Regions from separate parts of the Homo sapiens genome. Here region 1 is linked to region 2. The links are chromatin loops, found by intact Hi-C in ENCODE. Cell type or tissue: B cell. All regions are shown on one strand. Each heading gives the region's core, and the rest is flanking DNA. Links, peaks and the distances in the headings are about the cores only. Region 1 overlaps TLN1 (talin 1). Region 2 holds the start of LOC101926948 (a long non-coding RNA gene).

Region 1 (14,796 bases), core at 2,652-10,651, 72 kb after region 2:
GTCACTGCTTTAGCCACCTGGGGTGAGAAAGGAGACAGGGTTGCCCAAGTGAAAAGAATTTGAGAGATCGCCTCCATTCACGCGACATGGGAGATGACTAGCTCTACTGCCTCTGAAAGTGAAAAAAGAAAGGGGGCGTTGTAGGTGAACAGGCTGAGGTTAGGGTTTCAAGTGACAGTAATTAAACTTCCCCAAACTTGGTGTTTAGCTCAGCCCATGACTGAATCCAACTGAGACACTTCTACAAGACCAAGAGGGCCGGGCACAGTGGCTCACGCCTGTAATCCCAGCACTATGGGAGGCCGAGGGGGGCAGATCACGAGGTCAAGAGATCGAGACCATCCTGGCCAACATGGTGAAGCCCTGTCTCTACTAAAACAAAATTCAAAAATTAGCTGGGTGTGGTGGCGCATGCCTGTAGTCCCAGCTACTAGGGAGTCTGAGGCAGGAGAATCACTTGAACCCAGGAGGCGGAGACTGCACTGAGCCGAAATTGCGCCATTGCACTCCAGCCTGGGCAGTAAGAGCAAAACTCTGTCTCAAAAAAAAAAAAAAAAAAAAGACTAAGAGAACATAAGGGTGGAATCCACAGAGGGGCTGTCAAGAGCAGACCCAAGAAGACATCACTCTGTGAGTGTGGACGAGGCTCAGAAGCTTTGGCCTCAATCAGGGTGGGCCTTATGAAGGAACCTGGGGGAGAGGGAGTGGCCCTTTCCCAGTATCTGACCTGGGCAAGCCGCTGCTGGCTCTCAGGGTCCCCTGGATGGCCAGCTGCCTTTTTCGCCTCCTCAATGAGGCTGCTGGCCTTGTCCAGCACATCACTGGCCGTATCAAGTACAATGGCCTGCACTGCAGGATCTGACGTCAGTGCAGCGACTCCCCTAGCGGCCTGGGCCAGTGACCGCAGCCCACCTGCCACATCCCGAGCTGCAATACCTTGGGAGATGAGGAGAAAGAGGGAAGGGAAGGTGCTTTCATTGCCAGGCCCTGATTCCAGTGGTTTCGTCTGTCAGTCCCATCCCTCATCCAGCTCCCATTTTCCTACCTCCCTCACAATATGCCCCATGCCTGGCTCTCTGCCCACATACCTGCATAATTCTCATTGCCCTGGGCAACCTCTCCCAGTAGCTGGGCGATGGCTGAGCTCACGGCTTTGGTGCTGTTGCCCAGGTCCTGGGTACACTTCTCCATCTAAGGATGAAGGGGGAAGAATTGGGCTTGAGAAAGGAGAAGGTGAGGAGAAGGAACCTGAGAAGGTACTTGGGGACAGGTGGCAATTTAAATAAATGTTTTGGGCTGGGTGCGATGGCTCCCACCTATAATCCTAGCACGTTGGGAGGCTGAGGCAGGTGGATCACCTGAGGTCAGGAGTTCAAGACCAGCCTGGGCAACATGGCGAAACCCCATCTCTACTAAAAATACAAAAATTAGCCAGGCGTGGTGGTGCATGCCTGTAATCCCAGCTACTCAGGAGGCTGAGGCAGGAGAATGGCTTGAACCCAGGAGGCAGAGGTTGCAGTGAGCTGAGATTGCACAACTGCACTACAGTTTAGGTGACAGAGCGAGACTCCATCAAGAAAGAAAAAGAAATAAAAGAACGGAAAAGAAAAGAAAAGAGAAAAGAAAAGAAAGAGGAGAGGAAAGGAAGAAAAGAAAGGAAGGAAGAAAGAAGGAAGGAGAGAGAAAGAGAAAGAAAAAAGGAAGGAAGAAGAAAGAAAAGAAAAATAAAAGAGAGAAAGAGAAAAAAGAAAAAGGAAGGAAGGAAAGGTTTTGAGCAGCTCTGGGGCACGGAGGTGAAGGAAGACTTTAGGATTTGAGTAAGAATGAGGTCTTAAACATACTTACTGTCTCCCCAGGTAAGGGTTTAAGCTTGCCATCTCGAGCTGCTGCCTTCACTTCCTGTAGATCTTTCTCTAGATTCTGTACCACACTCAGTGCAGAATCCATCTCCAAAGGTCCACATGCTTCCTGAGCCTATGATAAGAAAGGGGTTTTGGGTGTAGAAGGTCCTGCTGTGTCTCACCAATGCCTCTGATTACACAATTATCTGCGTATTGGGTTATTCTGCACAGATTTCCTCTCATCACAGGACTCCAGCCTCATCTTCCAAAGCCAGAACCAGCTTCCATACCTTCTGGGCAGCCGTCCGGAGTTCAGCCAGCGCGGTGCCCAGGTTCTTGGCACACTGACTCAGCTGCATGGCTGAAGCCTGGTCCTGAATCGTTGGCACTGAGGCCTTTGCAGCTGCCACCATCTTCCCACCTGGCTGTTGGGGAATAGGCAGGTGGATGAAGTGTGCCATCCTCCCTCTGGGCTTGGGTACAAGGACTGATGATGGTCAGGATGTAGGGAACACTGGGGCTTGGTATTGGGAAAGAGGCTCTTGGCAGAGATTCAAACTGTGGGAGATGGAAGCTTAGAAAGGTGGGAAGGTCAGGTCAGAGAAGTGCAGAGGGGGTGCCTTGCCTGCAGGAAGCTCTGGCTGGCAGCAATGAGGGCAAGCTGAGCGCTGGGGCTGTCAGGCTGGGCTTGGCTTCCTCGGACGCCCTGCACCAGCAGTGGAATCTGCTCTGCCACTGCCTGTAGGTGAAAATGTCATAAGAGACCCACAAGTCTCCCTCTTCCACTCCCACATCCTTCCTAGAGTCTTACCTTGCAGCTCTGCACCAGCAGGGGCTGGGGGCCGGCAGAGGCCTTGGGGGTAGAGGCTGCGTGCTGAGCTGCAGCGATGGTCTGTGTGGCTGAGGCTGCAGCCTGCTTGGCTGCATGCTGTGAAGACAAGAGTAGTCAGACCAAGCCCATGGATTCCCATGCCCAGCCCAGTCCCTGGCCTACCTTGCCCAGGTTATGCCTCAAGGACGTATTAACTTACTCTCCGCACCTCCCTTTCAGTTCATTCCTCCCACAGCACCCACACTCTCTCTTGCTCCTGGTGAAACTCCCAGCCTCACCTCCAGGCGCTGCACCAGCTTTTTCTTGATGGCATTCTGCGCAGCTGCATTGGTGGCCATGCGCAGCCCCTCAGCTGCCTCCCGCAGCCGCTGCTGCTGCTCCTCACTGTCAGGGTGGGCAGCTGCTCCCTGAGGGAGAGGTGGAAAGACAGTCATCACCCAGCTCTCCTGTGGATCCTAAAGAAGCTCCTCTCTCACTCCTCTAGACTCAGTTTAAAATTCATGTATTTTCCTGAAGTCATCTCTAACTAGCCCCACCAAAAGGCAATCACCTTTGAGAGGAGCTGACTCATGAAGGTCAATGGGAAACCTCAGGGGGCTAGGATTCCCACTGGATGCTGAAATCCTTTCTTAAGGTGGAATTGTTTTGTCTTCCCCTCCTTGGGGAATACCACACGAGTGAGGTGAGTAGGGCTTCCTGGACAAAGGAGGACTCAGTTTAGAGCAGGCATCTCAGGAATACCAAAGCAGGGGACCTGCTTACTCCTGCCAACTGAAAAGCCCCAGAGTCCAGGGGGCCTAGGAATCATCTGGGCTTCTTTCTGATGGTTCTCTGCATGCTGGTGTCTCAGTGTCCTGCTGGCAGCAGAGGCCCCAGAGACTGAATGCCTATGTGTATTCACAGGGGAGACCAGGAAGGAAAGGAATCCCAGGCAGGGTAGCAGCAAAGAAGGTAAAAATAGGCCTTGGACTTAAGACCTTGGACTTAAAGAAAAAGGATCTGGTTGCCTACTACAGAGGAATGGGAGAGATTTATTAAAGGACACAAAATTATAGCTAGATAGGAGTAAGTTCTAGCGTTCTACACCACTGTAGGATGACTAAAGTTAAGACTATTATATAGTTCCAAATAGCTAGGGGGAGGATACTGAATGTTCCCAACACAAAGAAATGATAAATATTTGGATAAATGATGGATATGTTAATTACTCTGATCTGATTACTATACATGTATTGAAATGTCACTATGTACCTCATGAATATGTAAAATTATGTCAATTAAAAAATAATTTTAGGCCAGGTGTGGTGGCTCATGCCTGCAATCCTAACACTTCGGGAGGCCAAGGTGGGAGGATCACTTGAGTCCAAGAGTTTGAGACCAGCCTGGGCAACACAGTGAGACCACATCTTTAAAAAAAAAAAAAAAAAAAAAGCCTGGGTCATGGCTCACCCACAGCCTTGGGGCTCATTCATTTCCTGAGTGCTCCTATATTTGTCCTCTTGTGTTTTCTGCTTTTCCTGGGTCTCCCTCATCAGATGAGGGTGACCATCTGGACTGCTCTACTTCCCTCTAGGGTCCAGTCTGGGAGTGTGCACAGAAGGCTTTGTACCTTGGCAGCCTCTACCATCTTGGCTGTGGCATCAGCTAGGATCTTGGCAGCACTTAAGAGCTTGCGGGAGTTCTCCAGATCACTTTCCCCCTCAGCATCAGCCTTGATGGCATTGACCAGGTCAGATGTGGCTTGGGCCAGGATGCGGGCCTGTCGCACCATCTCCCCTGAGAGCATAGGGCACAGTCAGGCGAGGAAGCCAGAGACACTGAGGTGTCAGGGGTGGGGACAAAGGTGGGGAAAAGTGGTGTAGACAAGGTAGATGGGGGCTTTAGGGACAGAAAAAGAGACTGGCAAAAGCTCTTGCATCATTTCTTTGGGGCTATTTTTTTTCTGGGTTTAGGATCTTGGAGAAAAAGATTCTCCAGTGGGTTCTTACGGGAGAAGGACAGTCTCCAATGGGTATTTTCAGCCAGTAGCCTTGAGAAGATGAGACACTCTCTGAAAACTTTTGGGGTCAGGGGTATAGTAGGGAAGGCTATACCACTTTCATGTCACTTTCTATATATTTTTGTGCGTACTTTGGTATATTCTTTAAATGCTCCAGGGAAGGTAGAGGACTTAATATTCCTTTTACAGAAGGGGAAGCAGAGGGTTCAGAGAGCTTTAATGATGAGCCTATGGTTGTGTGGCTGGCAAGCCCACACTGTGCTGAGTTCCTTGGGGTGAAGTGGTTAGGTCCGCAAGGGGATGATGTCCAGTGGGCTTAGGGAACCCTGGTAGGGTTTTTTGTTTTCCTGGGGGTGCGTGTCTTACCAGCATCACCCATGGAGCTAAAGATGTTCTCAGTGACGGTTAGGATGGTGTCAGTAGCCTGGTCATAACGGCCAGCAGGCCCAGCCCCTGTGGCATGGGCTTTCACATGCTGCAGCAGCTCATTTAGGGCCTGGGTGACAGCTGTGGCTGCTGCTCCTACCCCTCGCAACAGTTGCCCATCCTCTGTAGCTGCCTGGGAGGCAGACACACAGCCCTCCACGGCTTTGGCTACCAGTCGTCCAGCCTCCACCAGTTGCTCTTGGCAGACAGGTGAGCTGATTGTAGGTGCCACCACCTGTAGGTAAAGTGAATGTCAGAGACGTAGGCAAGGGAAAGGAGGTAGAGTATGCTGCTCATAGCAGTAACTGGGATGGGTGAGGAGGCCTCCAGAGCCAAAGAAATAAAATGAAAGGCTCACGTGTGTGTGGTAGTATTACCCCTCAGCACGGACTAGAGCAACCTTTGGGGCTCACCTTAGTACAGGCCACTAGTTGGGAAGTGGATAGGGCACACTGTGTTGCTGCAGCAATAACTTGGGTCTGAAGTCCCGAGTCCTCTGTCCGCTGGGCCACACTCTTGGCCTTGAGGACCAGGGCAGCTGCAGCACTTGCCACAGCTTTGGCGAGCTGCATTAGCGCATCCTGTGAGAAAACAGCAGTTAGCATGACCTGAGATTGGGCTTGGGATTCACAGACACTTCTCAGAGGCGTAAGCTGCTTCATTATTCCCACTGATCCAATCAAAGGAGAGTGTACGCAGAAGCAACCAGAACCTACCCCGAGCTACTGCCCTGAGCACCCAGCAGGACAGAACCCCCACCGAGGAACAAACCCACACCAAGAGAAAATACAGCCTACACCAAATGGAGACACACATGAGGCGGATACACTCGATGATGACGGGGAGACAATGTGGTGGCGCTGTTACAATGGGGTGGGGAGAGGAGGTAGGAGGTATCTCCTGGGATCCCTCCACCCCCAGCTTCTTTACTCCACTTCTTGATCTTGGATTGGAAGTGGTCATCCTGGAGTCTTGGGAGCAAGTCCCTGTACTACCCTACCTGATCCCATTTCCCAAAGCCTGGCTTCGCCAGGCCTCCTCATCTCCCACCAAGTTCTGGTCCCCCAGGAGGCTGAGGAAGAAGTACAGAAACGAGTGTATGCGGCTCAGAGAGGACAAAGCTGGGAAGGCCCAGGCCAGAGGCTGTTACCGTAGGGGAATCGGGGGGAGATCGAACCCCAGCCCCTCTGGATGCACATATCTGCATGGGAAATCCAGGGTGAAAAGTCAGCTGAGGAAATTGGCATGGAGCGGGAAGGGGGAGAGCTAGAGGAACACTATTCTCAGGGTGGCATGGTCTATAGCATTGTGGGGGGTCCTCAAATTGGGGCAAGGGCTATGTACGGGGAAGAGAGAGAAAAGATGACAAGGGGCTAAAGAATAAATGAGGGCCAAGAGTAAACTAGCAGGTTAAGTTTGGATTCAGGGGTTCTGAATTCTAACCCCTAAAAGAGAGATCAGAAGTTACTAGTATCATCCCCTGGAAATAGAGGTTCAGATTGGTTTTTAGGGGTCAATTCACAGAAGCCAGGACTAGGAACTGGATTCACGAGCAGAAGTTACTTCCTAGATTCTGGGGTTCTGGGGGGTTGGGTAAGTCACCAACCTGGAAGTGGGGGTCAGTATCACTTTCCCCAATTTGTTGCAACAGCTCCCCACTGGCCTGGCCCACGTTCCCAGCTGCTTGCAGCAGGTTCTGACGGGGCTGTGGAGAGTGAACACCAGTCAGAAGCTGCCCAATCCCTGCCCACATGCCTGTGCATATCACAGGCCCACGGGACCCAGGCTTCCATCCTGTGGCTTGGACTGCCCCTTCTCCTTGGGCTTGAACCCTGTCTCCACCCTAACCCAAACCTGTGGCCCCTGACCTCAGCACTGGCTGGTTGGGCACTGCGCAGCAGTTCTGACACTGCTCCCGCAAGGCCCTTTGCTGCCTGCAACAGGGGCCGACCACTGCCGCCTTCGTCCTCCAGCAAGGCAGCCAGCAGCTTCACCCCACGGGACATCTCCGTCAGGTTGGAGGAGATTGTGGTGACTGCACAGCCCACTGCGGTATAGTCTGTCTCAGCAGGGTCCCCTAAGGGGAAAAGGAGAAAGAGGAACATGAGAGACAGGGCAGGCCAGACGAAGGGCTGGGGAGGGAGCAAAGTCACACCCAGTTAGTCACACACATGTCCACAGAAAGACGCACACACACAGTCCCTTCCACAGTGAGTCAAGGCACAGTCACACATGAAGCCAGTCACATGCATGCCTGTGCACACTTGCACCCCCTCTCCCCATCACACACCCGGAAGCTAGCATCCGGCCTACCTGCTGTCAGGTTCACCACAGACGCAGTACCAGCTGTGATGGCATCTACCTGAGAGTGGATCTCATGCTTTGATTCATCCATCTTGTTTTTACGCCAGGCCTTAGAGGCCTGAAAGAGAGAGGAAAAGCCTTCAGGATCTGCCCTGGTTTGGTTCACCTCATCCCTATCCCTTGGAGTCTCAGCTTCAGTACCACCGGCCTCTCCTCCATCCCATACTTACAGCATCCTGGCCAAGAGGCGGCAGAGTGTCAAAGTCATCCAGGGTGGCCTGGGCAGCCTGCACGGCCTGCATGCTGGAGTTAATGGTTCCAGTGAGTGCCTGCTGGGCTGAAGTCTAAAGACAAGTGGGGAGAAACAGGGACTGGAATGGATGTTTGGAGAAAAGAGAAGGTAAAAGAGAACCAGGGTCTAGGGAGAGAATACAAATAGGGACCTGGGAAAAGACTGCCTAACTCCTGGCTCGGCCCAGCTGAGGGTGAGAGAAGGGCCCTGGCACCGTGGTGGAAGTGGGACACTTACCAGAGGAGGCATGTGTCCTCGGTGCATCTGGCCGCTGGTAATCTGCTGCTGGGCAGGGGGCATGCTGCCCACCTGGAAATTCTCAGGACCAGAGGCTCCAGAGCGCATGATGGCAGGCAGGGCCACAGAGCCATGCTCCACTTTCCCCACCCGGTTGTATTGCTGCTGCAGGACTGTTGACCTGTAGAGGGGTGAACTATTGAGCTCACAGAGGACTCCTCATCTCTACCCGTCCCACCCGGTTACACTACCTTTGCAGGTGTGTGAGGTCTCACTACAGCCTGCAACTAGTTAAAGAACCATTCTAAGGACTCCCCACCTCCCAAGAGTCCTTAGAGTCAGGCCTTGCCTTCTCTACCCCTGGGAAATGGGATCAGCCCAACTCCCTTCGTACTTTTTGGGGGACACTGAGTCCTCCAGCATAGTAGACTCCTCATCTCCTTCCAGCCCAAAGTGATCCTTGCTTTTTTTCTGTAGGAAGGAAAAAGGAACAAGAGTTGGGATAGTTAAAGAAGAGGGAAGTGGAGAAAAGGCAGCCTCTTCTTTCCATAACCAGCCATTTTCCAGAAGCTGAGTGTCCATTTCTTTTTCTTTTTTTTTTTTTTTTGACAAGAAAGGGCTCTGTCACCCAGGCTGGAGTGCAGAGGCAAGATCTCGGCTCATTGCAACCTCCGCCTCCCAGGTTCAAGCAATCTGAGTGCCCATTTCTAAAGGACTGGCTTGTGGAGAGGGCAAGAGGCGATAAGGAGAAGGCTAGGGCAGGCAGTGCTCACCTTCTTCAGGATGATATCGATGTAGCCGGCAATGAGCTGTGCAATCTGCTCCCCTTCAGTTGTCTGTACTGAGTAATAGCCATCTTGGTAATCTCCAAAATCCTAGGGTGACAAGTGGGGGACTCAGAGGGAAAGCTCAAATCTATCCAGGATGGAAATGGCTAGGATGGGAGGCCCAAGGTTGAGCTGATGAGATGCCTTCCCGTGGCAACGGCCCTCTTGGAAGATGCCCACCTTTCTTGAACCTCCTCTTTATTTTCTCCTTGGAGGGAAATTTTTTACTTCTGAGGAGTGGCCTCTACACTACACAGTTTCAAATACATATCATTTAGGAAGTCTCTTATTTTTACTCTGATGATAAAATTGAGAGGATATAATATTTGGCATAAAATGGCCACACTTTAAGGTTGGCTGTAGTATCCAAAAGGGAAAAAACAGCATTTCCTATAATTTGTATTTGTGTCATTAGGGTACTTTATCAAGTTGATATCAGTTTTCAATTCATAACCCTATAATATAAAGTCAAAAATTCACTGTATATAGCTGCTGCTGAAACAGGGAGGTTATCACATTTTTCCTTTCACCACACCTACAAGAATTCCTGTGATCTCAGCTTGCTGATGAGATTTTTGTTCTGCTGATTTTAAAGAATAAGTCCATCATCCGTTTCATTTAAGCCTCACACTCTCCCAGAGGAAGATTCTCCATCTACTCTAACCTCCTTTTTTTCTGGAGTAATACTCAGTATACTTACCCCAAGAGAGGGAAGAGACCTCTGCAGCTGCCCCTTTAATGAAACTCCCAAAGCACTTTCTTGTTATAGTCCCCAGACTTACCAGGGTGAAGCTTTTGGGAGACGCAGCCCAGCGTTTGATGTTGGTGAGGTTCCACTCCTGGATCACTTCCTTGGTCTTCTCATCCACTCGCATCACACACTCCTTGGTGATGCCCAGAAGCCTGGGCACTAGCTTGTTCTTCCCTTTCATTTTTTCCTATGAGGCAGAGGTTGGTGTTGGTGTTACAGGTCAGAGGTCAAATGAGAGGTGAATGATCAGATCAGCTTGCAGCCATAGGGGATGTTGAGGTGGCCGGGAGGGCTAACGGACAAGGGAAAATGCAGGGTAGGGAGGGAAGTGGTGGTGTAGGGCTGATGACAGGCAGGTTTTCATGAGGTCAGAGCAAGGAAGAGAATGGGAATCTTAGGGAATGGTGGGAGATGTGACTGAGGGCAAGGCCAGAGACTTTCAGAGACAGAAAAGGGCAAGAGTGGGAAACAAGGAGGGCAGTGAAAAGGGCCCATAACCTACCTTCACCAGGAAGAAGGAGACACCGTAAGTCTTGAGAGAACGGGCTAGCTTCACGTAGCGGACCTTGGCCTCAATCTCACTCATCTGCCCACAATTCTTGTGTGCCTGTGCATAAAATGGGGAAGAATTTAGCAAAGAGTTTCATATCACAGCTAAGGAATTAAGGTTGGATGCTAACTCTAACGAGAGAGAATTATGGGGACACTGGAAAGGTTGAGGAGTACAAGATATGAGAACGAGAGGGTAACGGGATGGAGGCTGATAAGGGCTATGCAGAAGCGATGAGTCAAGGGATACAGTCAAGGAACTTGCAGACATTCTGGAGATATGAACAGAGAGTTTGGAAGTAGAAGGGCAAAGAGAAGGCCTTCTGGGCTGAGTATTCAGAGTGGGGGTAACACCTTATAGTGGACAAAGACTATACTCTTTCACAGTAATTTCAGATTATGCTACCTCATTTGATCCTATCAGTCCTACACGGGGCAAGTACTGTTATCCCAAATCAGAGGTAAATAAAAGATTACAAGAATATTGAACTGAATTGCACAGCAAAAGCAGGGATGGAGCTGAGACTAAAAGCCCAAGCTGTCTGCTTTCTTGGCAGAGGTGAGGTGGGATAACAGCCCGGTGGGTGAAAGCCAAGTTAGGGGAGACGGGGAGGAGGCAGGGGGCCATTTAGTCAGTAAGATTAAGCAGCAAAGCTCCGCGGTCATCCCAAATACTTTCCCCTACCCACATTCACCTGGAAGATCTTACGCTCTCCCTTCTGCTTCACATACTCCTTGGGCAGGAAGTCCTTCAGGCTACACCAGAAAAGGGAGGGTCAGCATGTGGTAGACAGCATCAGGGGACATGTGGGCCATGAACTGTGGGCCTGGGGGTATGAGGAAATACCTAGGACAGTGTTATCTTTGGGGAGAAAAAAGACTCTGAGGGAATAGAGTCTAGATTATCTTCTGAAATAGAGGTGACTTCGTGTAAACTCTTCTTTTTTTTTTTTGAGATGGAGTTTCACTCTTGTTGCCCAGGCTGGAGTGCAATGGCACGATCTCAGCTCACCAAAACCTCCACCTCCCAGGTTCAAGTGATTCTCCTGCCTCAGCCTCCCGAGTAGCTGGGATTACAGGCATGTGCCACCACGCCTGGCTAATTTTGTATTTTTAGTAGAGATACATGGTTTCTCCACGTTGGTCAGGCTGGTCTCGAACTCCCGACCTCAGGTGATCTGCCCGCCCTGGCCTCCCAAAGTGCTGGGATTACAGGTGTGAGCCACCGAGCCTGGCCAGTATGAATTCTTAATGTGACCTGTGTCTCTCCCTGTAGGGAAAGGGACTGAGGAAAATTAAGTTAGAGGCTCAGTCCCTGAGGGAAAGTGGGTCTAGAGCACCATTTCAGGGAACCAAGAGGAGAAAGAGCTTTCTAGAAGGATGAACATGCACTTAGGAAGCTGAGAAAGCCACGCCAAACTCTGCATTCCAAGAAACACCAGCAGATGAGGCTTGTGAGACTTTTAACCCATGTTCCCTATAGGGAAAATTTTACCCGGTTTCCCTCTGGCTACTGCAGCAAAATTCTTCAGATAATCTCAAAAAAGAGTGACATGCTTGCTTCAGAGATGGGGGTAGGGGCAGAGATACTGAACTACATTCATATTCCAGAGGCAGAGAAGAGACAATGGATGATGGCAACTAAAAGGGTAGCTATGTTGGTCAAACCCTGGTACCTCGGAAGAAGAAATAGTGGGGGGCAGGCTTGGAATGGAGACAGGCCCACTGGGGTCACAATGGCAGGGAGTCCTGGGCCCTGACAGGGTATAGGATGTGGGTCACTCACTCAAGGAAGCCAGCCTTGTGCTTCTGCTCATTGTGGGGCCCAAACTGGATCTGGCATTGGAAGCCAGCAAACTCACAGGCCTTGTCAAAGGAGACAGGGTGGGAGCCATTCAGGATGTCATCTCGTGCCTGGAGAGCACAGGGCAAGGAGGCGAATGTTGTGTGTGGGTGCAAGGACACGCACACTGTGCTTCCGAGCCCTCCCTATTCCTGCCCCACCCCAGCCAAGTCCTCTGCATACCTGCACATACAGGAGGTTCAGCTGTACAGGGTCCCGGGAATCCACATTCTGGTCTGAGTAAAAGAACTTCCTCCGCAGCAGCAGCGTCTCGTGCTCCTCTACACCCTGCTCCCTCAGTGTCCGACCATGGTCCAGCCAGTTCACTGGGATACAGACAGTCCCCTCAGTGCCAAACCCCCATGGCCCCTGTGCTGTCTGGTCTCTGTTTATTTCTGCATTTCCTACCTCCCCTCACTTAAATGTAAGTCCCATGAGTGTAGGACTTTGTTTTCTCACTGATGTATCCCCAGGGTGTAAAACAGTGCCTGGCAGAAGCAGATGCTGAAGCCCCTTCCCACCCTTCCCATTTCAAAAGCCCTCTTTTTTCTAGTTCTGCTTACACTCATCATCTGTGTGCAATTTCTGCTTTAGTTTCTCCATCTTCTTTTCATCTCGCAGCAATGTCTTGTCCTTTCTTAAGGTCCCTGTTATTTCCTCCTTTTTCTCTTCCATCAGCTCTCGAACCAATGAATATTCATCATGATTGGTGATGCCTGAGGAAGGAGATGGCTTGTTAGCTTCCCAGGTACTGCATCCATGCCTTTTGAGAGAGTTGAGGCTTTCTGGCCCAGGCTTTCAACTGTACTAGGGCCCCTTACCAATGCGGGCACAGATGGTCATGAGCATGTCAGTGACAGTCTTAGAGTCATCCACCATGATCGTCTTCACAGTTCCATCCAGCATACGGATCTTCAGGGGTCTCTGTTTCTTCCTGTACTCCATAGTGTCCTGTTAGGGCAGGAAGAAGAGACAGGGGCCTACTCTGAGCTAGGGGTATTATTTCCTCTTTACACAGCCCGAGGGGAGAGAGTGGAGCACTGAAAGGAAGACTATGGTGGTTCGTTCAAAAGCAGGGAATTATGACTGTCTGTTAATAGGAAGAAAGCATGGGGAGGGCTAAGAGACAACAGATGTGGGTGCTGAAAACAGGAGGTGGAACAGGGAGAAGCTGATGGAAGGGGATGTGGTGGTCCTTGATGAAAGGATACTTACCCCATTTCGGAGCATGTAGTAGTCCAAAGCTTTCCCAGCCTCCAGCCATATACCCTTTTTGGGGTCATCATCTGACAGAAAGAGCCCAAAGTCGCTGGCTAAAAGAGAGGATGGATCACTTTAGGCTTATGAAGACCCCAATGTGGCTGAACAGCTTGTACCATGTTGCCCCTGACTATTTCTCCCATGACCTTGGGCCTAAAGAACGAGGGAACCATGGAACACAGACCTGAGGGGTGAGTAGTCTTAGGGGACAAAGGGGTCAACTCTCAAGGCCGAGAGCCTGGGAACAAGAAGGGACTGAAGACTCCCACTCCAGCCACCGGGGGAGTCAGACTCACGAGGACCAGCTGGGGCCTCTGGGATCCGCTCACGAATGATGCGGCAGGCGTCGTACACCATGGTAGACGGCTCAAACTGCATCGTCTTCACCACATTCCCAATGCTGATCTTCAGTGAAAGTGCAACCATGGTGGCAGCTTCTTTTCTCCAGCCTGGCTATACCTGACCCATGGCATCAGGGCATTAGAATACACTCTTCTGGTGGGAGAAGAGGCCCCCCAGATGGTGGAGTCCAAGGGAAGAGTGTTTTTGAAAGGGACTCACCAAAGTAGATGGTAATAAGGTTGTTTTCATTGTATTTAATAATTTTAAAGAGTGAAAAATTATTTACATCAAAAGAATGAGTCCTGACAATTTTTTTTTTTGAGACAGAGTTTCGTTCTGTTGCCCAGGCTAGAGTACAGTGGTGCGATCTCAGCTCGCTGCAAGCTCCGCCTCCTGGATTCACGCCATTCTCCTGTCTCAGCCTCCCCAGTAGCTGGGACTACAGGCGCCCGCTGCCATGCCTGGCTAATTTTTTGTATTTTTAGTAGAGACGGGGTTTCACCATGTTAGCCAGGATGGTCTCGATCTCCTGACCTCGTGATCCACCTTGGCCTCCCCAAGTGCTGGGATTACAGGCGTGAGCCACCACGCCCGGCCAAGTCCTAACAATTTAAGACATCTGAGGGAAAGGAGAAGCTGGTCTGCAAGGTACAATAGCAGGTCTGAAATGCAGTGCTACCTGAGGACACTGCCCTGCCCCACCACTGGAATTTGTACCTCCCTACTTTCATCCAAGTATCTCTCTTGCCCCTTGTCCCTGATCACCTTTCTCAGCCCTACTCCTGCCTTCTTTTCATTTTTGCCTGGTTCAGTATTTTTCTCTCTTTGTCTCCTGCTGTGTCCTGCTGGCTCTTCCCTGTCCGGGATTTTCAGAGCTCTCTTCTCACCACGTGACCTTCCTTCTCATGGCTTTAGCTGCCTTCTCTGCAAAATGAAGATGTTATAATTCCCTAAGGCTCTTGAAGCCTGCAAACAAACTCTAGCTAGCCTGGCAGGGAGACCAAATACTGGTTGCTCAAGCCATTCAGGGGTCCGCTCTTGCCCCAGCTTTTTTCTAACCTGAGATGCGGGGGCCTTCTGAAGGAGCCTAGCCCTGTACTGGGCTTCCCAGGCAGTCAAGCTAGAAATGTGATTCTCTAACTCAAAGGGATCTATCTCAGAAGTTATCTGGTCAACTCTTGTGTTTTGGAGAAGGGGAAATAGACTCTGGGAGGCCAGGAAACATTTTCAAGACAGGCCAGAGAAAGGACCCAGTCCCTGTAACTCAGTCCTTGCTTGTTCCAAGTCATCAAG
Region 2 (15,476 bases), core at 7,477-15,476:
TCTGTGTTAGGATTCATTTGTTGTTTATTAGAGTCTCTTCTCAAAAGTATTTCTCAGATGAGGTACTCAGTGATTTTTGCAAATCTTTTTTTCTTCCTTGGCTGGGTATAGGTTGCAGGCCTTTTCTTTCATTAGCCCACATTCCATCTGGGGGTCTTTTAACTTTCAGGGTTGCAGATGAGAAAAAATAACTTGCTTTCTGCCTTAAAGTATGTAAGATTTCCTATATTCTTAGAGTTTTGGAATTTTTGCCTATATGTAGCTGAGTGTGTGTCTTTTCGTTTCAATTGGAGCTGGAATCATTCTTTCTTCAGCTTAGAGAAATTTCATCTATTATTTAATTATGATCTCTCCTCTCTTGTTCCTTTTTCTCCTGGAACCCACAGCATTTGCAGGTTAAGTCTACTCTATCTGTTCCAGGCTTCTACCTTCTACCACATATTTGCAATTCTATATTTTTGTGCTAGATTTTGAGACTTTTTTTCTATTTAATTTTCTAGACCTATTTTGGGGTTTCAGCAATGACTGTCCTCTCCTTTGATTTATCAATGGAAATTTTTAGTTCTGAGATCACATTTTCTAGTTCAAGGAAATCTTTTGTGTTTGAGCTTCACACATATCTCTTCCAGGCTCTCATTTTTTCTGTCAGGGATTCAGCTGTCTCTGCCAGCAGGTTCCTCTGCCCTCTGGTTTTTCTGCATTCTCCCAGCCTCAAGGGCTGAGAAATTAAATCCACCATTAGTTTTGCTGGTAGTTAAGACCCAGAAGAGTCATGATTGTCCTTGGGAAGCAGGCTGTCTCTGAGACTTGCTTTCTTCCTGAAAGTCCTTGCTTTTGGCTCTGAGGCTGTTTTCCAGAACTTGTCTATAAGGAATTCTCTCTGCTTGGAGCCCAGAGGAGCCCACTTAAAGTTTGTCACCTATAGCTGGAGTTGTCAGAGGGGGTGTGGAATGGAGAACCTCACTAGAGTTTCCTAGAATTCTCTTGCTCTAAGAGGTCTAAGTATCACTATTAACAAATAAAAAGTCACCAAAACACTTAAAGCCAGGAAGTGTTGAAAGTAGTTACCTCTGGGAACTATGACTGGGAGTAGGAATTGGAATTGGGGGAGAGAGGTTTTTACTTTTATTTTTTCCCCTATGCTAGGATTTCTCACCCTCAGCACTATAAATTTTGGGTGAGAAATTCCTTATTGTGAGTAGCTGACCTGAGTTTTGTAGGTTGTTTAACAGCATCCTTGACCTCTTTCCACTACCACCCCCTCCCCAGTTGTGAAAACCAAAAATGTTTCCAGACATGCCCTAAATGTTTCCTGCAGGGGGTGGGGGCAAAGTCACCCCTGGTTGAGAACCACTGTTGTGTAGCCTTTGGTTCTATTTGACTTTTTTTTTAACCACGTGCACATTATTTCTATAATTAAACATTTAACTGAGGTCACAAGACCGAAGAGGAAATATGAAGCTGTTATAAGGAACCAGAACAACTAAGTAGAGAATATACAGTAAAGGATAGGGAAGCAAGTTAGCAAAGTGGGAAGAAATGGAATATAAATAAAAGAAGTAGAAATGAAGAAATGAGAATCACTTAAATCTGTTCCCTCCTTGTAACAAAACCAAGCTGGAAGTTTAAACCCATCTTTGAGAGACTGCAGAGCAGGGCCAAAGATGGAGAGACCCTGGCCACATCGCTTCCAAAGACCCTCTTCACCTATAAGTAATTTCTTAAGAACTTTCTGGCCGGGCGCAGTGCCTCACGCCTGTAATCCCAGTACTTTGGGAGGCCTAGGCGGGTGGATCACGAGGTCAGAAATGAAGAGAGTATCTGAGTCTTGGAACTAGAGGAGCAGGATCCTGAAGTCCCACATAGTCCTGTCACTGAGGTCCCTGTCAGGCCTCTGAGCCCAAGAAAAGCCATTATATCCCCTGTGACCTGCACGGATACATCCAGATGGCCTGAAGCAACTGAAGATCCACAAAAGAAGTTAAAATAGCCAGTTCCTGCCTTAACTGATAACATTCCACCATTGTGATTTGTTTCTGCCCCACCCTAACTGATCAATTGACTTTGTGACAATACACCCTCCCCACCCTTGCGATAAGTACTTTGTGATATTCCCCCACCCTTGTGAATGTACTTTGTACGATACACCCTCCCCACCCTTAAGAAGGTACTTTGTAATATTCTCCCCACGCTTGAGAACGTACTTTGTAAGAAGATCTACCCCCTGCCCGCAAAAAATTGCTCCTAACTCTATCGCCTATCCCAAAACTATAAAAACTAATGATAATCCCATCACCCTTTGCTGACTCTCTATTCGGACTCAGCCCGCCTGCACCCAGGTGAAATAAACAGCCTTATTGCTCACACAAAGCCTGTTTGGTGGTCTCTTCACACAGACGTGCATGGCATTTGGTGCTGAAGACCCGGGACAGGAGGACTCCTTCGGGAGGCGGGTCCCCTGTCCTCGCCCTAACTCTGTGAGGAGATCCACCTACAACCTCGGGTCCTCAGACCAACCAGCCCAAGGAACATCTCACCAATTTCAAATTGGGTAAGCGGTCTTTTCACTCTCTTCTCCAGCCTCTCTTGCTACCCTTCAATCTCCCTCTCTTGCTACCCTTCAATCTCCCTGTCCTTCCAATTCCAGTTCTTTTTCCTCTCTAGTAGAGACAAAGGAGACACATTTTATCTGTGGACCCAAAACTCCGGCGCTGGTCATGGACTCAGGAAGACAGCCTTCCCTTGGTGTCTAATCACTGCGGGGATGCCTGCCTGATTATTCACCCACATTTCATTGGTGTCTGATCACCACGGGGATGCCTGCCTTGGTCATTCACCCACATTCCCTTGGTGGCAAGTCAATTGTGGGGACGCCTGCTTTGGCTGCTCACCCACATTGCAGCCCAGGGCTGCTCATCACCCCCTGCTCCGTGTCTCTACCTTTCTCTTTAAACTTACCTCCTTCACTATGGGCAACCTTCCACCCTCGATTCCCCCATCTTTTCCCTTAGCCTGTGTTCTTGAAAACCCCTTCAACTCACACCTGACCTAAAACCTAAATGCCTTATTTTCTTCTGCAATACCACTTGGCCCCAATACAAACTCGAAAATAGTTCCAAGTGGCCAGAGAACGGCACTGTCAATTTGTCTATCCTACAAGACCTAGATAATTTTTGTCGAAAAATGGGCAAATGGTCGGAGGTGCCGTACATCCGGGCGTCTTTCACACTTCATTCTCTCCCTAGTCTCTGTTCCCAATGCGACTTGTCCCAAATCCTCCTTCTTTCCCTCCCACCTGTCCCTTCAGTCCCAACCCCAAGTGTTGCTGGGTCTTTTGAATCTTCCTTTTCTACCGACCCATCTGACCTCTCCCCTCCTCCCCAGACTGCTCCTCCTCAGGTCGCTCCCCACCAGGCTGAATCAGGCTCCAGCTCCTCTTCAGCCTCCGCTCCCCCACCCTATAACCCTTCTATCACCTCCCCTCCTCACACCCAGTCTGGCTTACAGTTTTGTTCTGCGACTAGCTCTCCCCCACCTGCCCAACAATTTCCTCTTAGAGAAGTGGCTGGAGCTGAAGGCATAGTCTGGGTACATGCGCCTTTTTCTGTATCAGACTTTTCCCAAATCAGCCAGTGTTTGGGCTCTTTCTCATCAGACCCCGCTAAATATATACAGGAATTCCGATATCTAACTCTGTCCTGCAAGTTAACCTGCAGTGACTTAAATGTCATCCTGACTTCCACCCTCTCCCCAGATGAACAGGAAAGAGTTTTTTCTCTAGCCCAGTCTCACGCTGACAACCGCTGGCTTCATGAGCCAGGCCTCCAGGAAGGCATCAGAGCAGTTCCCCGAGAGGACCCCCAAAGGAACTATCAGGCAGATTCCCCAGGTATAGCTAGGCGAGATTACATGATTTCCTGCCTAGTTGAAGGGCTTAAAAAGGCAGCACACAAAGCTGTTAATTCTGACAAGCTAAAGGAAACTACCCAAGGTAAAGGCGAAAACCCAGCCCAGTTCCTGGCCCGCTTGGCAGCAACCCTTAGACGCTTTACCGCCCTAGACCCAGAGGGGCCGGAAGGCCGCCTTATTCTTTTTTTTTTTTTTTAGATGTATTTTACTTTTATTTTTTTAATCTTTGGGCACAAAGATTTGACACATTATTTCAAAAGAATACAACTACTCATCCAGTAGGAATAAATTCAACAAACATTAATTGATGAGCAAAGTACTGGCTTTAAAAAAATAAACTAAGTAAATTTTTTTTCCCTTGGGTAATAAAATAATAATAAAAGAAGAGACATTGGGTTAAGCACCCTTAGGGCAAAATAAAAATGCAATTGGTTTCTCAAAAACTTGCTTTTGACATCTCAAAAAAAGTCATGCTAGGGAAATGAGCTAAGAAAGCACATTGTTATTTGTACGTGGTAGTGTGACATCCTTGCCATGTTGAAGGTAAGACCATCTAAAGGTCAAGACAGTACACAGAGACTATAAAAACAAAATTGAAATAAAAAGCAGGATAATAAAATGAAAGGAAAAGTAGAAACTGCCAGAAAGAAGCAGAAGCAGCACAACTGTCAAGGAGACAGTGTAAATTCAGATGCCATCAAGCTTTACCACAAAGAGATAAAGGAAAAGGCCAATTTTGATGACAAATGACAAAGTGTAACATCCAAAGAGAAATGGAGAAAAAAGAGGTCATCTGTCCTCCTGTGAACATTTGAATAGTTCTCAGATACACTTAGTTTGAGCAGAATTATGTGATTACTGAGTTCTTCCCTCTCTGCTTGGCAAAAATGATGGAAGTCTTGTCTCCAATTTTAACCCTATTTGCCTTTTTGCAACAATATGGCAGGTTGTTTACATGCTGGCTGGGGAAAGGGAAACTAAGAGTAAAAACCAACCAGTTGTTACTTTGCAAAATGGAAATGTAACTCTGAGGATTAAGCAATCTTGACTGCTAACAAAATTAATTCCTGAACACCATGAAAAAGGAAAAAATACATAGAAATTGATATTTTAAACGTTAAATATTCAGCAGTTTCTCTTATTTGGCAAAATCTTTTTGAAGCAAAGCTGATCTCATTTTGGTTTAGATCACATCAAAGAATTTCCACCAAAAATGACTGAATTATTGCTATTTACTAAAATGGTTTTCATTCTGTGACATTTTTCTGTTTCAACCAAAATTGGTGTACTAAAAGCCATTTCTGGCACTGACCATCTACAGTTAGTGCAGACTCCATAAGTTAAGGGCTTAATCCTTCACAAATCTTCTCTTCAGATTCCAGCTGTACTTTGGGGGTCCCCAGGTCACCCACACTTCTGAACAACTAGCTATAAATTTGGTGATTCCCATGACCCTGTTAGTGTTACCGTGGGTCTTTGCTCACAGAGCTCCCAAGATGGTGGTGAGCCGCTTCCAAGATGGTGGCAAGCCTTGTGTTCTCTGACTTGGGGTTCTTGGCCTCACGGATTCCAAGGAATGGAATCTTGGGCCATGCGATGAGTGTTATAGCTCTATTAGAAGCCGTGGGTCACGGAAGAGAACTGTGGAACCCAGTGACTAGTGTTCAGCTCGATTAGGACGAACCCAGGCACTTAGCCGTGCAAGAACAATGGGAAGCCTTTAGCACGATCGGGAGTGGCAATGGGAGTCTCACTGGGTCAGGAGCACAGCAGACACCCTGCCGGATCTGGAGGGATGGGAGTCAGCAGCAGGATGGGAGTCAGCGGCAGGTCTGCGACAGTGGCAAACAGCAGTGGTGGACGGGGAGCGAAAGCTCAGCTCGAGCCGTAACAAACATGGACCAGAAGAGTGCAGTTGCAAGATTTAATAGAGTGAAAACAGAGCTCCCATACAAAGGGAGGGGACCCAAAGGGGGTTGCCATTGCCGGCTTGAATGCCCGGGTTTATATCCCGATCCTTGTCCCTCCTGCTGTGCTCTCAGGCAAAAGGTGATTGGCTATTTCTTTACCTCCTGTTTTTGCCTAATTAGCATTTTAGTGAGCTCTCTGATTGGTTGGGTGTGAGCTAAGTGGCAAGCCCCATGTTTAAAGGTGGATGCAGTCACCTTCCCAGCTACGCTTAGGGATTCTTAGTCGGCCTAGGAAATCCAGCTAGTCTTGTCTCTCAGTGCCCCCTCTCAACAGGAAAACCCAAGTGCTGTTGGGGAGGTTGGCTGATGACCGCTGTAACTGCTTCCTGCTGAATTGGGGCATAGTAGGGGTTGCACAGTTGAGATTTCCTCGGGGGGGGTGCCTTCGATGTCATTAACATCGGAGCATGGGCTAGCAGGCTGGTCCAGGGGTCTGTGGTGGATCTTAGTCATGGACTGCATCTGGGGCTCCATTTGAAGAACCATTTGTAGTTTTACAGTTTCAATTCTGGAAGAGACAAACTTAACAAGGAGGTTAAAGATACAGGGATTGAAATGTATGGCCTGCAGTGCAGGGAATTACTTCTTTGGCACACTTTACAGGCCCTGACTATCTGCTTGATAGTTTTGAAAGACCTGGTCCAGTAAATAATAATTTGGCCATCTGATGGGTGCTATCAATGCCTAAGTGAAAGATTTGGTGAAGGGTTTAAAGTAATTTCCATTGGTTAGCTGCAGGCATAAGTATTTTTCCTTCTTCGGTGGCTAGCCATCTTGAGGAGAGGAAACTATGTCTTCTTGAGGTTCCTCATTCTATTTCTTCTTCTGAGTACTGGGGCTTGGTTTCCTGGAGGGGATTACCTCATACTAGGGGTCCTTCTATAAGCATTTCTAATGGAGGGTCCTGCCTTGTGGCTCTTTTGGCTTCAATATCTGCTTGGCGGTTCCCTTCTATTTCCCTTTCCTTTCCTTTGTGGTGACCCCGGCAGTGTAAGACTGTCACCTCTTTAGGTTTCTGTACAGCCAATAGTAATCTCCTAATGGCTTCCAGATGTTTGATAGGTGTTTCCTTGGAAGTTAGGAATTCCCTTTCTCTCCATACTGCTGCATGGGCATGGAGGACTAGGTGAGCATACTTAGAGTCTGTATATATATTTACCCTTTTCCCTTCTCCTAATTCTAGTTCCCGAGTGAGGGCTATTAGTTCTGCCAGCTGAGCACTAGTTCCTGGAGTGAGGGGATTACTTTCAAGTATTCCATTATCACTAACCACTGCATACCCTGCTTTTCAAAGCCCTTTTTCTACAAAGGAACTTCCATCAGTATACAAGTTGAGGTCGGGATCAGTCACGGGAACCTCTAAAAGGTCCCCTCTAGCGGCACTGGTTTGAGCAATTACTTGTTGACAGTTATGTTCTATCTTTTCTTCATTGTCTGGAAGAAATGTGGCTGGGTTAAGAGTTGCACAAGTGCACAGTCGCAGCACTGGCCCTTCAAGTAATACAGCTTGATATTTAAGTAAATGGTTGTCTGACAGCCACAAGTCTCCTTTAGCAGTGAGTATGCTGTTTACATCATGAGATGGCCACACAGTAAGATCACCTGTATTATTTTAACTGCTTCAGATACTAAGACTGCTACTGCTGCCACTATCCGTAAACAATGGGGCCAACCCTTTACCACTCCATCAATTTCCTTACTCAGGTATGCCACGTGTTGCAAGCTCATCCCTCGGACCTGTGTAAGGACTCCTAGAGCTATTCCTGTTTCTTCTGTGACATATAAAGAAAAGTCTTGCCCCATTGGCAAGCTTAACACTGGGGCTTGGGTTAGGGCCTTCTTTAGGGCCTGGAAAGCCGCTTCTGCTTCAGGTGTCCATCTTACTAAATGGGTATTGGCTTTCTGAGTTTCCTTAATTAGTGTATATAATGGCCTGGCTATTTCGCTGTACCTGGGAATCCATATTCGGCAGAAGCCTGTTATGCCAAGGAACCCTCTTAGTTGCTTTTGGGTTGCCGCCTTATTCTTAATATGCATTTTATCACCCAATCTGCTCCTGATATTAGGAAAAAACTCCAACAATTGGATTCCGGCCCTCAAACCCCACAACAGGACTTAATTAACCTTGCCTTCAAGGTGTACAATAATAGAGAAGAGGCAGCCAAGTGACAAGGCATCTCTGAGTTACAGCTACTCGCCTCTGCTGTAAGACAACCCACAACCACGTCTCCAGCACACAAAAACTTCAGAACATCCAAGCCACAGTTCCCAGGGGCTCCTTCAAAACCTCCTCGTGGACCTGGCTTCAAATGCCAAAAGCCTGGCCACTGGGCCTGAGAATGCCCACAGCTCGGGATTCCTCCTAGGCCGTGCCCTGTCTGTGTGGGCCCCCACTGGAGGTTGGACTGTCCGACTCACATCGCCACCATTCCTAAAGCTCCTGGAGCTCAAACCCAACGTTCCTTGGCTGACTCCTTCCCACATCTGCTCGGCTTAGCAGCTGAAGACCGACACTGCCCAATCGCCTTGGAAGCCCCCTGGACCATCACAGACGCGCGTGACAGTCCCCAGCACTGCAGAGATCTGAGATCCAATAACAGTCTGCAGAGGTCTACTCACACCATAGCCACTGCTCTGGGATTCCCATTCCATTTAGGCCTCCTGATTGCCCCATGTGTCCTTACAATAAACAACGCTTCACTTAAAGACTTGATTCCTTACAAACAAAGGCCTGGTAGACTAAGCGCGCCGAGTCAAAGAGATGGCCCCCAACTATGTGTTCCCAGTACTAGATTGACTTCTTAGTGCCACACGTTAAGGATCAAGCCGAAAGGGAGTGATGAGTAAGCTGCAAATAAAGTCTGTAAAAGAACTATAGAAGGGGCCGGGCTGGGTAACTCACGCCTGTAATCCCAACACTTTTGGAGGCGGAGGCAGGCAGATCACCTGAGGTCAGGCATTCAAAACCAGCCTGGCCAACATAGTGAAACCTCATCTCTACTAAAAATACAAAAATTAGCCGGGCGTATTGGCACGCCCCAATAATCCCAGCTACTCCAGAGGTTGGGAGGCTGGGGCAGGAGAATTGCTTAAATCTGGAGGTGGAGGTTGCAGTGGGGCCAAGATCGCACCATTGTACTCCAGCCTGGGTGACAGAGAAAAACTCCGTCTCAAAACAAACAAACAAACAAACTGTAGAAGGCACTTTAGAACGCTTCTCCTGAAAAGGAAAAAAAAAAAAAAGAAAGAAAGGCCAGGCATGGTGGCTCATGCCTGTAATCCCAACACTTTGGGAGGCCAAGGTGGGTGGATCATGAGGTCAGGAGTTTGAGACCATCCTGGCCAACATGGTGAAACCCCATCTCTACTAAAAATACAAAAAATTAGCCAGGCATGGTGGCGAGTGCCTGTAGTCCCAACTACTCTGGAGGCTGAGGCAGGAGAATCGCTTGAAACCAGGGGTGGGGTGGAGGTTGAAGTGAGCCAAGATCACACCGCTGTATTCCAGCCTGGGCAACAAGAGTGAAACTCTGTCTCAAAAAAAAAAAAAAAAAAAAAAAAAGACCTAGGTTATTTGTAAGGACTGGCTCCCAATTCCTCCAGGGCTGTCAGACCAGTATCGACAGAACCAGTGAGACAAGTAACAAGGAAGCCAACTTTGGTTCCAAATTTTAAAAGTTCTATCAATCAGAAAGATTGGAAGAGAGTCCTTGGAAAGGTAGTGAGGTCCTTACCAAGGAGAGGTTCAGCTTCTGGAAGTGTTCAAGAAGAAATCATAGGGCAGTTCCTGCAGTGGGTGTAACTTTGGGCCAGATCTGTCAGCCTCCTTTTGGCTATATGATTCTAGAAATTTATAAGCTAGACAAGGGATCTGATTAACTCACACGTTAAGTAGAAATATCTTAGGGCCAAATGGCATGACAGTACATTTAAGTCAGAGGAGGGTGGCTCAAGGAGGAATTGGGCAATAAGTGAAGACATCAGAGGTTCAGCATCTTCAGCTGGCTCCTGTCTGTTGGTCTTTCCCCCACAGAATTAGTCAGAACTCGTGACTGCGAGAGATAGAAAACATAACTTTGACTGAAGCCAAAAAAAAAAAAAAAAAAGGCCGGGCGCGGTGGCTCACGCCTGTAATCCCAGCACTTTGGGAGGCCAAGGTGGACAGATCACCTGAGGTTGGGAGTTCCAGACCAGTCTGACCAACATGGAGAAACCCCGTTTACTAAAAACACAAAATAAGCCGGGGGTGGTGGAGCATGCCTGTATTCCCAGCTACTCGGGAGGTTGAGGCAGAAGAATCGCTTGAACCCAGGAGGCGGAGGTTGCAGTGAGCCGAGATCTCGCCACTGCACTTCAGCCTGGGCAACAAGAGCGAAACTCCGTCTCAAAAAAAAAAAAAAAAAGGAATTCATTAGCTTACATAGCCAAAAAGTTCAGAAGGCAAATATAGCTCTGGGCATGTCTAGATTCAAGGTTTCAAATGAAGTCATTAAGACTCGGTCTGGGCCAGGCGCTGTGGCTCACGCCTGTAATCCCAGCGGGTGGATCACTTGAGGTCAGGAGTTGGAGACCGGCCTGGCCAACACGGTGAAACCCCGTCTCTATTAAAAATACAAAAATTAGCAGGGCATGGTGGTGCACACCTGTAGTCCCAGCTACTAGGGAGGCTGAGGCAGGAGAATCGCTTGAACCCAAGAGGTAGAGGTTGCAGTGAGCCGAGGTTGCACCACTGCACTCCAGCTTGGGCAACAGAACAAGACTCCGTCTCAAAAAACAAAAACAAACAAAAAAAAACTTGGTCTGTATTATGCATTGTATGCGTATATCAAAATATCTCATGTACTCTATAAATACATACACCTACTATGTACCCATAAAAATTAAGAATTAAAAAACACTTGGTTTCTCTCCACAACCCAGCTCTGTTTCCCTCCTTGTAAGAAAACCAAGCTGGAAGTTTAAACCCATCTTTGAGAGACTACAGAGCAGGGCCAAAGATGGAGGTGCCCTGGCCGGATGGCTTCCAAAGACCCTCCCCACCTATAAGTAATTTCTTAAGAACCTGGCCAGGCTCGGTGGCTCAAGCCTGTAATCCCAGCACTTTGGGAGGTCTAGGTGGGCGGATCACCTGAAGTCAGGAGTTCACCAGCCTGCCCAACATGGCGAAACCCTCTCTCTACTAAAAATACAAAAATAATTAGCCGGGAGTGTTGGCGGGCGTCTGTATTCCCAGCTACTCAGGAGGCTGAGGCAGGAGAATCTCTTGAACCTGGGAGGCGGAGGTTGCAGTGAGCCGAGATCGTGCCATTGCACTCCAGCCTGGGCGACAGGAGCAAGACTTCGCCTCAAAAAAAAAGAAAAAAAAAAAGAACTTCCTGCTGTTGAACCTTTGACTGTCCCGGAGACCCTCCCTCTTCCGTTTTCAATGTGTCCCTATCCTCCTAGCTAGGCTTTAAGAAAGAGGAGGGACAGCTGGGGCCCTAGGAGCTCCCCCTGAGGGTCTGTCCCTGGGAACGGGGCGCTAGGACGGGCACTCCTTCTGGCTGGAATGCTACGCCGGTGAGGGAAAGGAGTCCACTAGGGAAGTACCTGGAGGTGGAGACGGGGAGAGAAATCACAGGTATTTGTGAGTCGATCAGCTAGAGGGTGTGGCAAGGGGGGGCCCCTCGGAAGATGTCTTAAGTTCCAGGTTCAGGAATCAATAGGGAAACTGCCCAGTCCTTGTGTTCAGGGCTGAGGGCCTCGGTGACGGAGACGAGGTAAGAAAACGGAACGGCTGTACAGGAGAAGACAGAGAATCCGGGCTGGGGGACGGAAAACAAAGTTCAAATCATACCCCGCTACAGTCACATATGAAAAATAAAATTGTTTTACAGAAACTCAGTTTACAAACGACTGCTTGGGAGCAGTCATGTCACCCAGTCCAGAGGGAGCCGGTCAGCTGCGTTCCGCGAACTTGGGAGGCGACTGCTGGGGTAGCGGCGGGGCCCTCACTGCGCGTCGTCAGGGACCAGACCCTGGGGTGGCCCCGAAGCGTCGAGACTACAACTCCCGGGATGCCGCGGGCCAGGCTGCATCCCGCCTGCGCAGAAGTGGTGGCAACTCCGCCCCTCGCCAGGCGGCGGCGCTGCGGACTCAGTCCTAAGCGGGCGAAGGCGGCGAGCGCCGTGGGTCTGGGCGGGCCAGGAGAACCGGGTGCTTCGAGGAGATCTGCGGGCTGGGTTGGGGGCGTTTGACCCCTTGGCTTGTCCCAGTGGGTAGGCGGGACTCCAACCCCCGCCTCCTCCAGGGTAAAGCTCTCACGTCCACCTGGCGCGACGCTGAGCCATCTTCAGAAGCACCGCAGCCCTCAGAACCCCACATCCCGCTGCCGGTGGTTCCCCGCATCCGGTGTCCGCCCCCGAAGCCTCCCTCCCTCCCTCCTCCGCATCCCCAGCTACCTGCCCTTAACCGCGACCTGGGCCTCTCCTGGGGAGGCCCAGGGTGGGGTCCTCAGAGGTCCAGGGACCCAGGGGCATTTGTGGGGTCTGTAGGGGGGTGGGCTTAAGGGAAGGGTGGTCCCTTTCAAATTGGGACCACCAGGCAGGAATCAGGCGCACGGGTTCCTCCTCTGTGGCTTCCTGTGGCACTCCAAGTGGGAAGAAGAGAAGCTTGGAAGTGAAAGCCTCAGCTTCTCCTTTCTTCAGCCCCTCAAGCCTCAGAAAGATCTGTCAAGCGCGGCCCGCCTCTACAGAGGCCCTGGGGAGATGGTCTAGACCTTGAAATATCCTAGAAGAGGTTTGACAGGTTGGAGCTTTTGCTAGACAGATGGATCACAGATGGGCTTAAGGGGTGGAGGGTGTGTGTGTGTTTGTGAGAGAGAGAGAGAGAGAGAGAGAGAGAGAGAGAGAGATTGCCAGGTGAGGAAGGTGATGAGCTGAAACCAACTTGGAGCTATGCTGTATTATGATGATGAGGATTTGGGTTGGGGGGTGTTACAGGCTCTAACCAGAAATCTGGAAGATGTGATAGGTGGGGCCTTTAAAAAAAAAAAAAACCCTAAACATCTCTTTGTAATCCATCCCTCCTCTGCATCCCTACCGCTACTGCCGCCATCCCCTCTCACTCAAATCTTGCAATAGCCTTTGAAAGGCGCCGCCTGACTCCAGACTGCTGACCACTAGATCAGCACAGCAGCCAGTGGAGTTAGAGCCTTTAACTCACTGTGTTCATCCCTCGCTTAAAACTTTCAGTGACTCCCTTTCACCTCCCCTGCAGGATAAAGCCCAAGCTCCTTGGCATGACTTATGGGCGCAGTGTGATCTGGCTCTGTCTGCCCCTCCAGCCTCATCTTACCATTGCCCCCATCTCACTCTACCCTCCGCTGTGCCTAATGCACTTCTGCCAGGTCCTCTGAATAAGCCTCTCCTTTGCCTGTGGTTCCCTTTGCCTTGGAGCATTTTCTGTCCTTCGCTTCTCCTGGCAGATTCCTACTATGTGTCATGTCTCTACCTAGAAGTCACTTCACCTATGAGCTCCCATAGAGGATCCTGTATTTCTCTTATTTTAATAATGCCTAGCATTATTGAGCATTTATTGTCTAAGTGCTTTACAAATGGTAACTCATTCAGCCTCACAACCACCTTTTTTTGAAGTAAACACCGTTAATATCCTCTCAATCTTACAGATTCAGAAACCGAGGCACAGTTGCCCAAGAACACACAGCTGGTAAGTGGTAGACATGGAATTTGAATGCAGGCAGTCCGGCTCCTGAGCCCAGAGTCCTAATCTCTGTGCCAACTGGCTGATGTAGCATGCTATATGGGGTAGGAGGCTGGGGTTAAGAATCAGCAGGTGATGGGTGGACAGGCAGGACAAATTAGATGGGGATTAAAATGAAAGTGGTGACAAGCAAAACTGTTGCCAAGACTGCAGGTGACAACTGAGAGAGTGAAGGCCAGGCACGGTGGCTCATGCCTGTAATCCCAGCACTTTGGGAGGCCAGAGTGGGAGAGAGTGAGTGGAGATGGACCGCTGCCATAGTGATGGGGTAAGGAGAAGGCCTCTAGGGGTATACGATGACTAAGTGCAGATAAGGCTACTGATGTCAAAACAGGGGTATAGGTGGGACTCATAGCGGACAGACGGAGGTCAGATTGGAGGACTTGATGAAGGAACCAGGCTGGCAGGTTGTGGAGGTGATGGCAGTTATAGAGGTCAAGGGGAGAGTAGCTCAGGACTGTGAGCTTGCAGCCCCAGGGGGAATGCAGTGGCTCTGAGTGCAGATCCCAGGGGTGTTCTAGCAGCAGCAACAGCAGCTGAGGAGCTGGGCTCTGGCCCTCCACCCCGGTGCCCACCTCTGCACTGTTGATGCCGCAGCCCCTCTTGGCCCCTCATCCCCAGCTAGGCACCCCCAGAAAGAGCTCCGTGCAGACAGCAAAGCTCACACCCCCATCTGCAGGGCCCTTTGCAAGTCTTCAGCCTTCTAGGTAAAAATCTAAACACTTTTTGGAAAGTTTTATTTGAAAACTTGGGGACAGGACAGAGACAGCAGGATGGAGACTGTATTCTCCTGCTAGGGTTCTTAGGTCAAAAGCCAGGCTCGGGTCCCTCCCGTCTCTAAGTTCCAGGTCCACTCCAGTCTGTGGACTCCTGAGGAATATACCCACCCACCCACTGTCAGGCCCTTACCCCTCCCCCACCGCCCACTTCCTGTGCCTGAGGAGACACTGAGGCGTGGGGGTAGACTATGAGGGAGCGGGGGTGGGGAGGATCTGGTTAAACTCCAGAAGAAGGAAGTGAGAACCTGGGAGTTTGGGGGCTAAGAGGAACAGATAGAAAAAAGAAATAAGGAGGGGGCTACTGTCTTTGCCTCCTCCATCACGAAAGCTTTGCCCTGAGATGTCTCCCTTGAAGCTCAGATAGGAAGTCCGGGGTAGATCACATCCTGTGACTTGGCAATGGCGCCCGTCTTTGGGTGCTGGTTGGGAAACAGTCATGCCCCTGCTACGGGGGGCTGGGGCAGTGCACGCCCCGCTGTGCCAGGCCCTCCATCTCAGCTGGCTGCAGGCTGGCTGTTGGCATAGGCCTGATCCGGGAAGGAGGCCCGGGCCCTGCGGGTCTGGGCACATACTGAGGCATAGAGCTCCGGCTCGGGGCCCGAGGCCTGGGACTTTGGCTCAGAGTCCAGCACCACCTCCGAGTACTTGACGGGGGTTCCAGGACCGGGGATCCGACCCTGAGGAGGCCGCAGCTGCAGGCTGGTATAGCACATCACCTCCTCTGCAGCCTGGAGATGCAAGGCTGTTAGAAGTTCACTGGACCCTCGGAAAAGCCCGAAAAGCCCCCCACTTCCTTCCCTCCCCCTTTTCTCCAGCCACAGTTGACTCACCCTGGCAGGGCCTCCAAGAGTTGGATCCTGCTGGTCTGGCTCTGGGTCTTGAGACAGCCGTCCTGGGACGGGGAACAGGAATCTGGTCAGCAACTTGTCCTTCCTCCTGCACGCCCCCATCCCAGCCACCCAGGACCTGGCCTCTGTGCCCCTCCTCTCTGCCAGCTCCCTACCTGTCTGTAGATAATGCAGGTTCCCATACAGCGGGACCTCTTCCACAGACTCTC

Evidence for each region. A loop is a pair of places that touch in the nucleus more often than their neighbours do. Peaks named below come from ENCODE experiments on the same cell type or tissue, not always from the same donor. Only the 100,000 strongest peaks of a DNase experiment are listed, where the experiment ranks them.
Region 1: it touches region 2 in a loop (5-fold over the local background); 26 of 110 quality-filtered maps call a loop at or near these places.

The regions. Positions count from the first base shown.
Region 1 is chr9:35,712,108-35,726,903 of GRCh38, forward strand. TLN1 (talin 1) reads right to left here. Exons shown (of 57, transcript NM_006289.4): 2 at 13,458-13,620; 3 at 13,117-13,214; 4 at 12,723-12,852; 5 at 12,465-12,617; 6 at 12,085-12,227; 7 at 11,845-11,972; 8 at 10,754-10,814; 9 at 10,012-10,116; 10 at 9,541-9,696; 11 at 8,705-8,806; 12 at 8,326-8,402; 13 at 7,932-8,112; 14 at 7,633-7,746; 15 at 7,412-7,520; 13 more. The coding sequence starts at 13,587. Among named protein-coding and RNA genes, the nearest start is that of MIR6852, 8.8 kb to the left of the region's middle. RefSeq lists enhancers at 1-14, 2,600-3,504, 14,374-14,796. In B cell, for the core only: no CTCF peak of the experiment used is centred there; a DNase peak (open chromatin) is centred at 7,244; H3K27ac peaks cover 3,359 bases.
Region 2 is chr9:35,634,935-35,650,410 of GRCh38, forward strand. It overlaps SIT1 (signaling threshold regulating transmembrane adaptor 1), which reads right to left. Exons shown (of 5, transcript NM_014450.3): 3 at 15,423-15,476; 4 at 15,250-15,311; 5 at 14,361-15,147. The coding sequence ends at 14,914. LOC101926948 (a long non-coding RNA gene) reads left to right here and starts at 11,336. Exons shown (of 2, transcript NR_135130.1): 1 at 11,336-11,499; 2 at 11,756-12,542. It also overlaps a transcript of CD72 not described here. RefSeq lists enhancers at 11,508-11,887, 14,748-14,797. In B cell, for the core only: CTCF peaks have their summits at 12,002 and 12,209; DNase peaks (open chromatin) are centred at 11,977, 12,587, 13,837, 14,717 and 1 weaker place; H3K4me3 peaks cover 3,741 bases; H3K27ac peaks cover 7,752 bases.